Regions from separate parts of the Mus musculus genome. Here region 1 is linked to region 2. A link is a contact called in ENCODE POLR2A ChIA-PET data. All regions are on one chromosome and are shown on one strand. The core of a region is the stretch at or near the end of the contact, and the rest is flanking DNA. Distances in the headings are between cores, read along the strand shown.

Region 1 (4,518 bases), core at 1,020-3,519, 230 kb after region 2:
TTGGTTATTTTGGTCATTGTTATGAATCAGATTCATTGTTTTCTCTGTTTGTTTCTTTAAAACTTTTTCTGTTGCCATTATAACTAGGCATTTGTCTAGACAATACAAAATTACTGTTACTTTCACTTAGCCACTGTATTCTCTTTAATTCTAGATTATTCTCTCTCCCCTGTATGTATGTGCACTATGGTGTGTCTATGTGTGTCTATGTGTGTGTAGCAAGCATGGTGTGTGTAGGTGTGTGTCTATGTGTGTGCATGTGTGTATATGTGTGTGTTTATGTATGTGTGTCTGTGTCTATGTATGTGTCTATGTGTGTCTACGTGTGTATGTGTGTATATGTGTGTGTCTATATATGTGTGTCTGTCTATGTCTGTGTGTGTATGTGTGTGTCTATGTCTGTGTGTGTATGTGTGTGTCTATGTCTGTGTGTGTATGTGTGTGTCTATGTCTGTATGTGTGTATGTGTGTGTGAATGTGTGTGTCTATGTATGTATATGTGTGTGTATGTGTCTATGTGTGTATGTGTGTGTGTGTGGGAGGGCACTCAAGCATGTTGTGTGTAAGCCAGCATCCATGTACTCTTTCATTACTCTTAGTTGTTTCTCTGAAGTATCAAGTCTCTCTGAGCCTGGAGCTCCTTGTTTTGTAGTTCTCTACCCCAACTCACCCCACCCCAACCCAGGCTAAGAGTTTTCAAAACCTGAGTGACTCCCCTATCTCCTCACCCCACCCCACCCCACCCCACCTCACCCCCACAGTGTTGTAGTTACTGGTACTGCAAGTCTTGTTGTTGCATGAATTTGGGGGTCCAAACTCAGGTCCTCGTACTTGCACGACAAGCACTGTTAATCAGTAGCCCGTATCTCCAACTCTTTTCAGATCTGTATTCTCCTGTACTCTGGAAATAAACTAACTTTGGAACTTGCTAGCTTTATGGTTGTGCTACACTGCTGTTTTTGTAGGCTGACTTGAAGGGACTCTAAGGTCACGTGACGCTGCCTAGGCCACGTAATGGCTTTGTTCAGGTATTGGGTTGACAACCGGATGCACTAGCTCCTGGTATCCTGGTTCTTGGCACTCCCCTATCTTCCTGTCTCCCTTCAGCTTCCTGAGTCTTTCCCTGGTCCTTTTTTCCATTTTGTATAAAGGCTTCTCTAAGTAGCATTCCAAGTACAATTTGAGATTTACCGCTTAAAAACAAAACACATTTACCAGGATTTGTGGGAAACAAGAGTGGCCGCTTACCCAGACAGGGTTCCCGGCCTTCATCTTGTCTTTCTTATTTTGCTTTCTTATTTCAGGGGCCAGACCAGTCTTTAGGCACTGTTTGACCTTAGTTTGAGCTTATCAGGTTTAAAAAATTCCACTCCCTTATTTACTGCTTCGAATCTATCAGTGTAGAACAGGGTGACCTTGAAACTTCTGAGTCTCAGCCTTCTGAGTGCTGGCATTACATTATGCCGGGATTAATGTCCTTCTTGGGGACTGGACCCAGGACTTTATGAATCCTAGGCAATCAATCTACCAACTGAGTTACATCATCATTTTTTGTTTGTTTTTTGAGGGCTACTGTGTAGCCCTGGCTGTCAACTCACTCTGTAGACCAGTGGCCTAGAACTCAGAAATCCCGCCTGCCTCTGCCTCCACCACGCCTGGCTAAAAAGCCTTTTGTTTTGTTTTGGTTTTGTTTTGTGTTTTTTTCAAGACAGGGTTTCTCTGTATAGCCCTGGCTGTCCTGGAACTCACTTTGTAGACCAGGCTGGCCTCGAACTCAGAAACCCGCCTGCCTCTGCCTCCCAAGTGCTGGGATTAAAGGCCTGCGCCACCACCGCCCGGCTCTCCCTTGGTTTTTAAAGATAAGGTCTCATGTAGCCCAGGCTGGCCTCGAGCTCCTGATTCTCCGCTCTCCATTTGCCAAAGGTCAGGATTACAGATGTGTACTGATTCATTTGAGACGTTTATTAAAGGTTTCTAGAAATGAATTTCCAGGGATCACAGTGATGCACTGGATTGGCTGTCTTACAGCATAGGCAGTTTTGTCTCCTCCCTGCCGTCCCAACGACTGCCTTCACTGCGCCAGAACAGCTAAAATCGTTTCCGGAGTCCCTCCCCGCAGAGAAGCTGGGTCAGAAAAGCCGGAAACCCACACCTCCTCCCCAGAGCTCCCCTACTACGCCTGCGCGTCACTCGGCGGCGGCGCGCTCGCCCGAGGCATTGTGGTTATTGTAGTCTCCCCATATCCTTGGCGCCCACAGTCCCGTGACGCCGCCGCGCCTCAGCCCCACCCCGCAGTGTCCCTCGGGGCCGCCGCGGGGCCTGCGAACCGGGCGCGGCGTTCAGGCCAGTCAGCTGTTTCTCCCTGGGCAGAGGGCGGAAGCCCGAGCAGCCTGGGGCGGAGCTTCGCGCGGAACGAACGCCCACCCGTCCTACGTGCTCGTTCGTCTCCGTTCGCTGCGCGCGAGCCGGGAGTCCCCGCGGCGGGCGGCGGTGGCGTTGGCGGAAGGCGGTGGAGAGAAGCCCGCGGCTGCCGCGGCGACAGCGAAATGGCGGAGACGGTAGCGGACACCCGGCGGCTCATCACCAAGCCGCAGAATCTGAATGACGCCTACGGGCCGCCCAGCAACTTCCTCGAGATCGACGTGAGCAACCCGCAGACCGTGGGGGTCGGCCGGGGCCGCTTCACCACCTACGAGATCAGGGTCAAGGTGAGGCGTCCGCCCCTCTCCCGCATCCCTCGCTCCGGGGCCGCCAAGTCCCGCCGGACCCCGGCGCGGGGCCTTGAGGTCTCAGCGGCCGCCCAGGCCAGACGCCCCTGCGAGGCAGCTTGTCTGCGGGCGGAGGCGTGAGCCAGGGTTTCGCTCGCTCTCCGTGGACAGTTTGTATGGGGACCAGCTCGCTGGCTCCGGTAGAAGGTGCTGGAAGACGAGGGCGTGGGTTGAGCTCTGCTAGCCGAGATCTCAGGCAGCTGATCTGGGCTTGACATTTGAGTTGAAGAGGTAGATCTTTCGAGAACACTGTTCTCCGAAAAGAGAGCTAGGTGTGACTGAGGAAGAAAGGGGGAGGGGGGCGTGTGTGCGCAAAGTTGAAGCCCTCTCTCCCTCCCTGTCTCTTTTTTTTTTTTTTCCTGGACGCTTACCAAGACGTAGTGAAGCCAAGCTTAGCTGCTCTTTCCAGGCCTGTCTCAAGCTACAGTAAGAGTATCCTGGGCCGTACACGTCTGTGAGCAGAACTTGATGGCGAGTTCACGGGAGCGCGTCAGATTTTTGTGGTAGGGCTCAACCAAGCGGTTAGCAGCGATGAGAAATGGTTGACCTTAGCATGCTTGGCTGTCCTGCTGAAGGCCTAGGTGTGTGGAATGTCATCTTCCTCAGTGTCCAAAAAAGCAACTGCCCGGGACTAGGGAACCCTACTCATCTAAGTGTCTGGCTTTAGCTTTTTCACTTCAACTGAAAAAAGGAATAGGGTGAAGTAGAAACGTACTCTTAGAATCCCATAACTAATGGGGTTTTGGCAGTAAGTAATTTAGATGATTCGAGGGACACTAAATGAAAGTACTGCTTTTTTTACTCTGTAGAGCAGGATGGAAGGGTTTTTCCACATTTGAAAAAAAAACTTATTAAATTAATTCATTGCTAAAAATTAAATATTAAATAGTAACCATGAGAATTTTGGCCTTAGAGGACTCATGATCATTGTTAACATTAGCCTTTTTTTTTTTTTTTCGAGACAGGGTTTCTCTGTATAGCCCTGGCTGTCCTGGAACTCACTCTGTAGACCAGGCTGGCCTCGAACTCAGAAATCCGCCTGCCTCTGCCTCCCGAGTGCTGGGATTAAAGGCATGCGCCACCACGCCCAGCTTAACATTAGCTTTTATGTGAAGGAATTTCTTATTAAAGTAAGCACTTTTTGTGTGGTAAACAGAATTTGCCATCCTAGTCATTTTTAAGTTGTACGGCCCAGGAGTGCTGTATATATTTAGCTTGTGAAACTTACACACTTTTAAAGAATGGTTGAACTAATCAAACTTTTTTCCCCTATGAGATAGAATCTCATATGTAGGCTCCTGACTGGCCTTGAATTTACTATGTAGACCAGGCTGGCCCCAACTGCTGGAATTAAAAGTTGTGTGTCTCTCTGTCTTTGGATCATCAAACTTTTGAGATATTAAGCTTAAATGGCCTGGTTTTTCAGGCTACTCATTGAACTGTATAGATGTGTAAAACATGAGCCAAATTAGTATCTTGTTTTCTGAAGATTGCAAAATTCAGGCTTCCGTGGACCTAGGGAAATAAATTCTTACCCAAGCCTGTTTTAAAGGGGGATAATTTTCGGTGCTAGGGTGACAGCTCAGTGCTCAAGAACACTTAATTGATTTGGATTTGAGTTCAGTTCCCTGCACCCACATAACGTGGCTCACACACCTCTCACTGCAGGTTCAGGAGTTCCAATGCCCTCTTCTGGTCCCTTTGAGCACCTTCAGACACGTGGCACATAGACATTCATACTTTAAAAAAA
Region 2 (4,654 bases), core at 1,847-4,346:
TCTTCCATAGGCTTTATCTCAGGTCTCCACAAAGATGAGCTGTTCTTATTTATACACCTAGAAACCTAGAAGCCAGAAGCCACAGAGCTCACAATGACAGCGAAATAGGAAAAGGAAGGAAACTGCAAGCAAGAGCAACTGCTGAGTAACTTCGCTCCAGGGACGTGGGGCTGTGGCTGCTTTCAGGGGAATGGGCCTGGAGGTGCCCTGAAGAGCAGGGGAGCCCGGCAGGGGACCAGGAGTCAATCTCTTTGGATGCCCAACTGCAGGAAGTCATTACATCATAGGCCTTTCCTCACCTCTCTCCCTACCACGTGTCGGGTGCCCCAAGAGGCTGAAAGGGAACAGAAGAGTCTCTCTGGCTCCTTTATAGATAGAAGCCATTATGGCCCAACCCTGCTATCAGCCCTCCCCTCCCTCCTTTCCTCCCCTCCTCCCTCCCTCCCTCCCACAGAGGCAAAGCTCTGACCGGAGTCCCCGACACGTGACAACCCCGCCTCAACCACTGCCTACAGCAGCATAGACCTCCAGCGGAGCAGCAGGTGTAGCCAGCACACTTTTAGATGACAAACCCGACCTGTTTCAAGCCCCAAAGCATTTCAGAGGCTACCTGCTGGCAGGCTTGCTGAAGTGACGTCTCTCAAGAGCAAAGGTGTGTGAGGAAAGGCGTGAGAGCCGGCCAGGGAACAGTCTGCAATCATTGCTTTTTCTAATGGGATCGATTTGCCTGTTGGTGTCAACACCCACAAGCACAAGTTGGACCCAAAGATCCTCAGTTTGCTAGTATCATGCTCCTGCCACTGCCTTGAACGCTGTCCCAAACACTCCCCCACACACGCCTTCCCTCCACCCACAATGTCCTCGGTGCATCCCACTTCCACCTCCTGTATTCCAAAGTTGGCCGCGGAGCTACCTCCTCCCCGCAGCCGAGGTAAGCCAGCACATACAAATGTCTTGGTCCTTCCTCCTTAGTGTCCCTTGCCCACAGCCTACTCATCTGGGCATGCCCAAAACTTGCCCAGGACCCTCCCTTCCCACTTTGAGGCCATCCCCAGGCTTCCCTCCTATAGGAGTGAAAAGAATCCCCCACCCCAAAGGCTCACAGCGAAGCTCCTCTGCCAGCCCTCTCTGGACGGCCGCAAACCGACCGCTTCGATACGCGCTTGGCGCTGCGAAGGCCTGGCAGGTCCGACCACCAGCCCCTGATAGGCACGCACCTTCCAGCCCGCAGAGCTGTTGCTGTCGCCCTTATCCTTGAAGTAGGGCACACAGCGCACCATCCACTCGTAGATCTGGGACAAAGTGAGCCGTTTGTCCGGGGAGCTCTCGATGGCGCGGGTGATCAGGTCGGCATAGGACAGGTTCCCCCAGGCATTCCGCCGCGAGGAGCATTTCCTTGGTTGCCCAGAGCCCCCAGCCGCCCCCGGCTGCGGCTGTGGCAGTGGCTGCTGAGGCTGCAGCTGCGTCGGCGTGCCCCCACTCAGAGCGCCTGCGGCGGACGCTGGCCCCGACCCGAGGTCCTGCCCTCCTGGAGCCAGCAGCATGGCCGAATCCTCGAGGAGCAGCCCGGAACCCAGCGTGCTGCTCACGCCGCCACCGATCACCATGGCCGAGCTGGCTCGGCCGCCGCCGTCCTCGTCGTCTTCATCGTCGTCCTCCTCGGGGATCATGGAGTCTGCGGCCGTCTCCCCCGAGGGCTTGGCCGGGCTCGCCTGCAGCTCCGGCCTCTGCAGGGGCCACGTACAGGAGCGTGGCCGACTCTGTGGCTCGAACTCTGGGTCCAGCTCCACTTCGAGCGGAGAGAGCGGGACCGGGGAGGCTGGTGCCTCTGCCATCTTCGCCGCCTGCCCGCCGCCCGCGGCTTGGGCTCTTGCTCTCTCCTCTCGAGCCCAGGCTGGGTGCGGCGGGGGAGGAACGGGGCACCGCGAAGGTTCGAGCTCCAGCTACCTAGGGAAGCGCGAAGAGAGAGTTGGTTATCCTGTGTTGGAGCCTAGTCCGCGGAGACTCCTCGCCCGCGGCCGCCACCTAGAACGGATAGACCTGGGGACGTGCGTCCCGCGAACCTGGCGCAGCAGACGCCGCCCCCTGGCCTGGCCGCCCGGGAGACGCGAGCGAATCGACGGCCCCGCGCGGGGCAGCCCCCTCCCCCGCTGCCGTCGCCAGAACCGCAGGTCTCTCCCGGACTAGATGGCGGGGCGGAGGGGGGAGGGGCGTCCCGGGGGAGGGGTGGCCGCGCCATTAAGTGTGGGCGGCCTCCGGACCCCAACAGCTCCGCAGTGGTCGGAGGGCGAGCGTGCGTGCGTGCGTTTGTTTATGTTTGGCTCTGGCTCGCTCAAGTGCCTCCCGCGGAGGCGCAGGGCAAGTCAGCAGAGTCCTGGGCTCTTCTCCCGCTCCCCAGCCCTGCGATCCCCCCCACCCCTCCCAGGCGAGAGGCCCCCTAGGGCTGGCGCGGGCAACTCCCGTCTTTTCCTCTCCGCCCGCGGACCAGCAGGGAGAGCGTGGGGGTCTGGGTGCAGACCTGCCAAGATCACTTCCAACAAGAGAGAGAGAGAGAGAGGGCCGACCCCGCAGGACTAAGAAGATCTGAGATGTATTTTCTTGGGGACGTGGGGCCCTCCGCCCCCTTCCAGGTCAGAAACGGGAAGGAGGAAGCAAGTGGGAACATAAATCTTCCAACAGGTCGGGAAGCGCCAAATCTCTCGGACTGCATGAAAACCCGGACCAGCACCGTTCATCACCTCCTTGCTCCCGCTGCTGCCATCTTGACAGTTCCCCCTTCCCTCAAGTCCTTTAAAGACACTAGCGGGAGAGAAGGGGGGGAGCACACCGAGTCACGGGGAGGGAAAGGGAAGCGCCTGGCCCAGCTCGGAAACAGATCCGGAGTCACTGGAAAGGCGGCCGCCCCGTTGCAAAGCTCCGGCGCCTACCTCGGCTCCTTCCCTTCAGGAACGAGGCGGGAGGGCGTACGATTCCGCGCGAGCCCAGGGCACCGCGACGAGGGGACTCTCGGGCCGCCGCCGCAGCCCGCCGGAGGAACCGCCTGTCAGCCTGTGCTGCGCCGCCGCCTTCCACATTCCTCCTCCTCCCTTCCACGAGCAGGGCGGCCGCGGCAGCAGCACAAAGTTATAGCCACTCACAGGGAGCCTCAACCTAGGATGACGGCGGGGCGGGTCCCCGCCCAGGGGGAGGGCTGGGGCGGGGGCCGGGAGGGCTGCTGTGCGTGCGTGTGGGAGTGCGCGTGTGTGCGCCCTCGCGCCTGCGCGGGGCTGCGGGAATGGGGGCGGGCGCGCGCGGGTCGGGACTCGGCCGGCTCCGCAGCCCTCCCGGTTGGGGTCCCGCGCTCTCCTGGGGACCTCAGCGGCCACGCTGGCCCGGGACGGGAGGCCAGGTCAGACAACACACCACTGCGCGCCGCCCCGCGCTCTCAGCCTTGGGCCCTGCGTTTGGCTCGTGGGCCCGTGGCCTGCCCGTGGGTGCGTGGGGTCGGAGCCCGCCCCAGTATCGGGTTCCTTATTAGAACCTGACACCAGGGAACACCCGGGTTAAGCCGGCAGCCGCAGGTGACAAGGGTTACCTGGGCGTGGAAACACTGGCCGGCGAAGATCGCGCCGAAAGGTGTGTCACTGGACCCTCACCTGGGACACCCGGCGACAGTCGTGCTTCGCTTTTCACGGATTTTAAGGCTAAGTGGGAAAAGTGCAACTCAGGAAGAAAAGTGCAGTGCGCCCCAGTCCTGAACGCAGGAGCAGAAGATAGCTAACTGGAAGCGGGCAACAGTTTTCTTATGCTAAAGCAGCTGATTACGTGCTTGACTTTTCTAAGTCTATAGACTTCAGATCGCACCTTCACAATCCCTTATCCCACGATCCGTGCCTCCCGGCCGTACTGTGTGCTTTTCTGCGCCACACGCGACATGCATACCAAAAGTCTACCATGCATTCTGGTTCATACGTATCTTTCCAAACAAAACCCTCTCGGTCTCTGCAGCTAAAGTCTGGGCTCCGCAACAACCCAATACCCCAAAAGAGCCAGCCTAAAAGAGCCTGCAGAGGCCGCCCACCCCGGAACTCCGGCCTCCAGGCTTTACGCGTGATCCGTCACTCAAGTGACGTGAGGCCCCCGCCCCTGCACCAAGCTAGTTCGACGCGTACAAACAGATGATGTCATTGTCTCTACACGCGCGTGACCCCGGAGCCCTGCGCCGCATCGCCATTCGCTGCGCGGCTTCCTCGTCAAGCCACGCCGAGCGCTGACTGGCCGCCGCCGCCAGTCTCTGGGCTCCAGACGCCTCTCGCTCCTCTTCGCCCCCGCCCCCAGCAAATAATAAACAATCGAGTAAAATTGCAAGGACAGAGGGGAGGGAGAGCGAAGGCGCGCTGAGTGGCAGCCTTCGCCGCGCAGACAGCGGGAGGACTAGAGGAGGACTGTGCAGGGAGGAGGGAAAGGAGGTAGGGAGCGGATCTGAGCCGCACGCTCTATCAGGGCGAGAAACTTTGAGAACCTCGGCGAGGCCAGCTTGCTAGCACGGCGGGCTCTAGGACCCCAGGGCCCTGGCGAGACGGGAGGGGCGGAGCCTGGTTGCGCAAAGCCCGTGGGCGGAGCCCGGCGGCACGTGCGGGAGGAGGGGGCGCGTTGCACGGGCTCGCCCGGGACG

The links. ChIA-PET counts read pairs that join two places held with the same protein, here RNA polymerase II (POLR2A).
Region 1: POLR2A ChIA-PET joins it to region 2 with 10 read pairs in embryonic stem cell. The contact joins the promoter of Snx3 here to the promoter of Foxo3 in region 2. POLR2A ChIA-PET finds 5 or more read pairs at or near these places in 3 of 5 experiments (Patski and embryonic stem cell).

Annotation. Positions count from the first base shown.
Region 1 is chr10:42,499,785-42,504,302 of GRCm38, forward strand. It overlaps Snx3 (sorting nexin 3), which reads left to right and starts at 2,270. Exons shown (of 4, transcript NM_017472.4): 1 at 2,270-2,708. The coding sequence starts at 2,547.
Region 2 is chr10:42,273,599-42,278,252 of GRCm38, forward strand. It overlaps Foxo3 (forkhead box O3), which reads right to left and starts at 3,097. Exons shown (of 4, transcript NM_001376967.1): 1 at 2,928-3,097; 2 at 1,218-1,947. The coding sequence starts at 1,835. It overlaps Gm38485 (a long non-coding RNA gene), which reads right to left and starts at 1,211. Exons shown (of 2, transcript XR_380269.1): 1 at 300-1,211.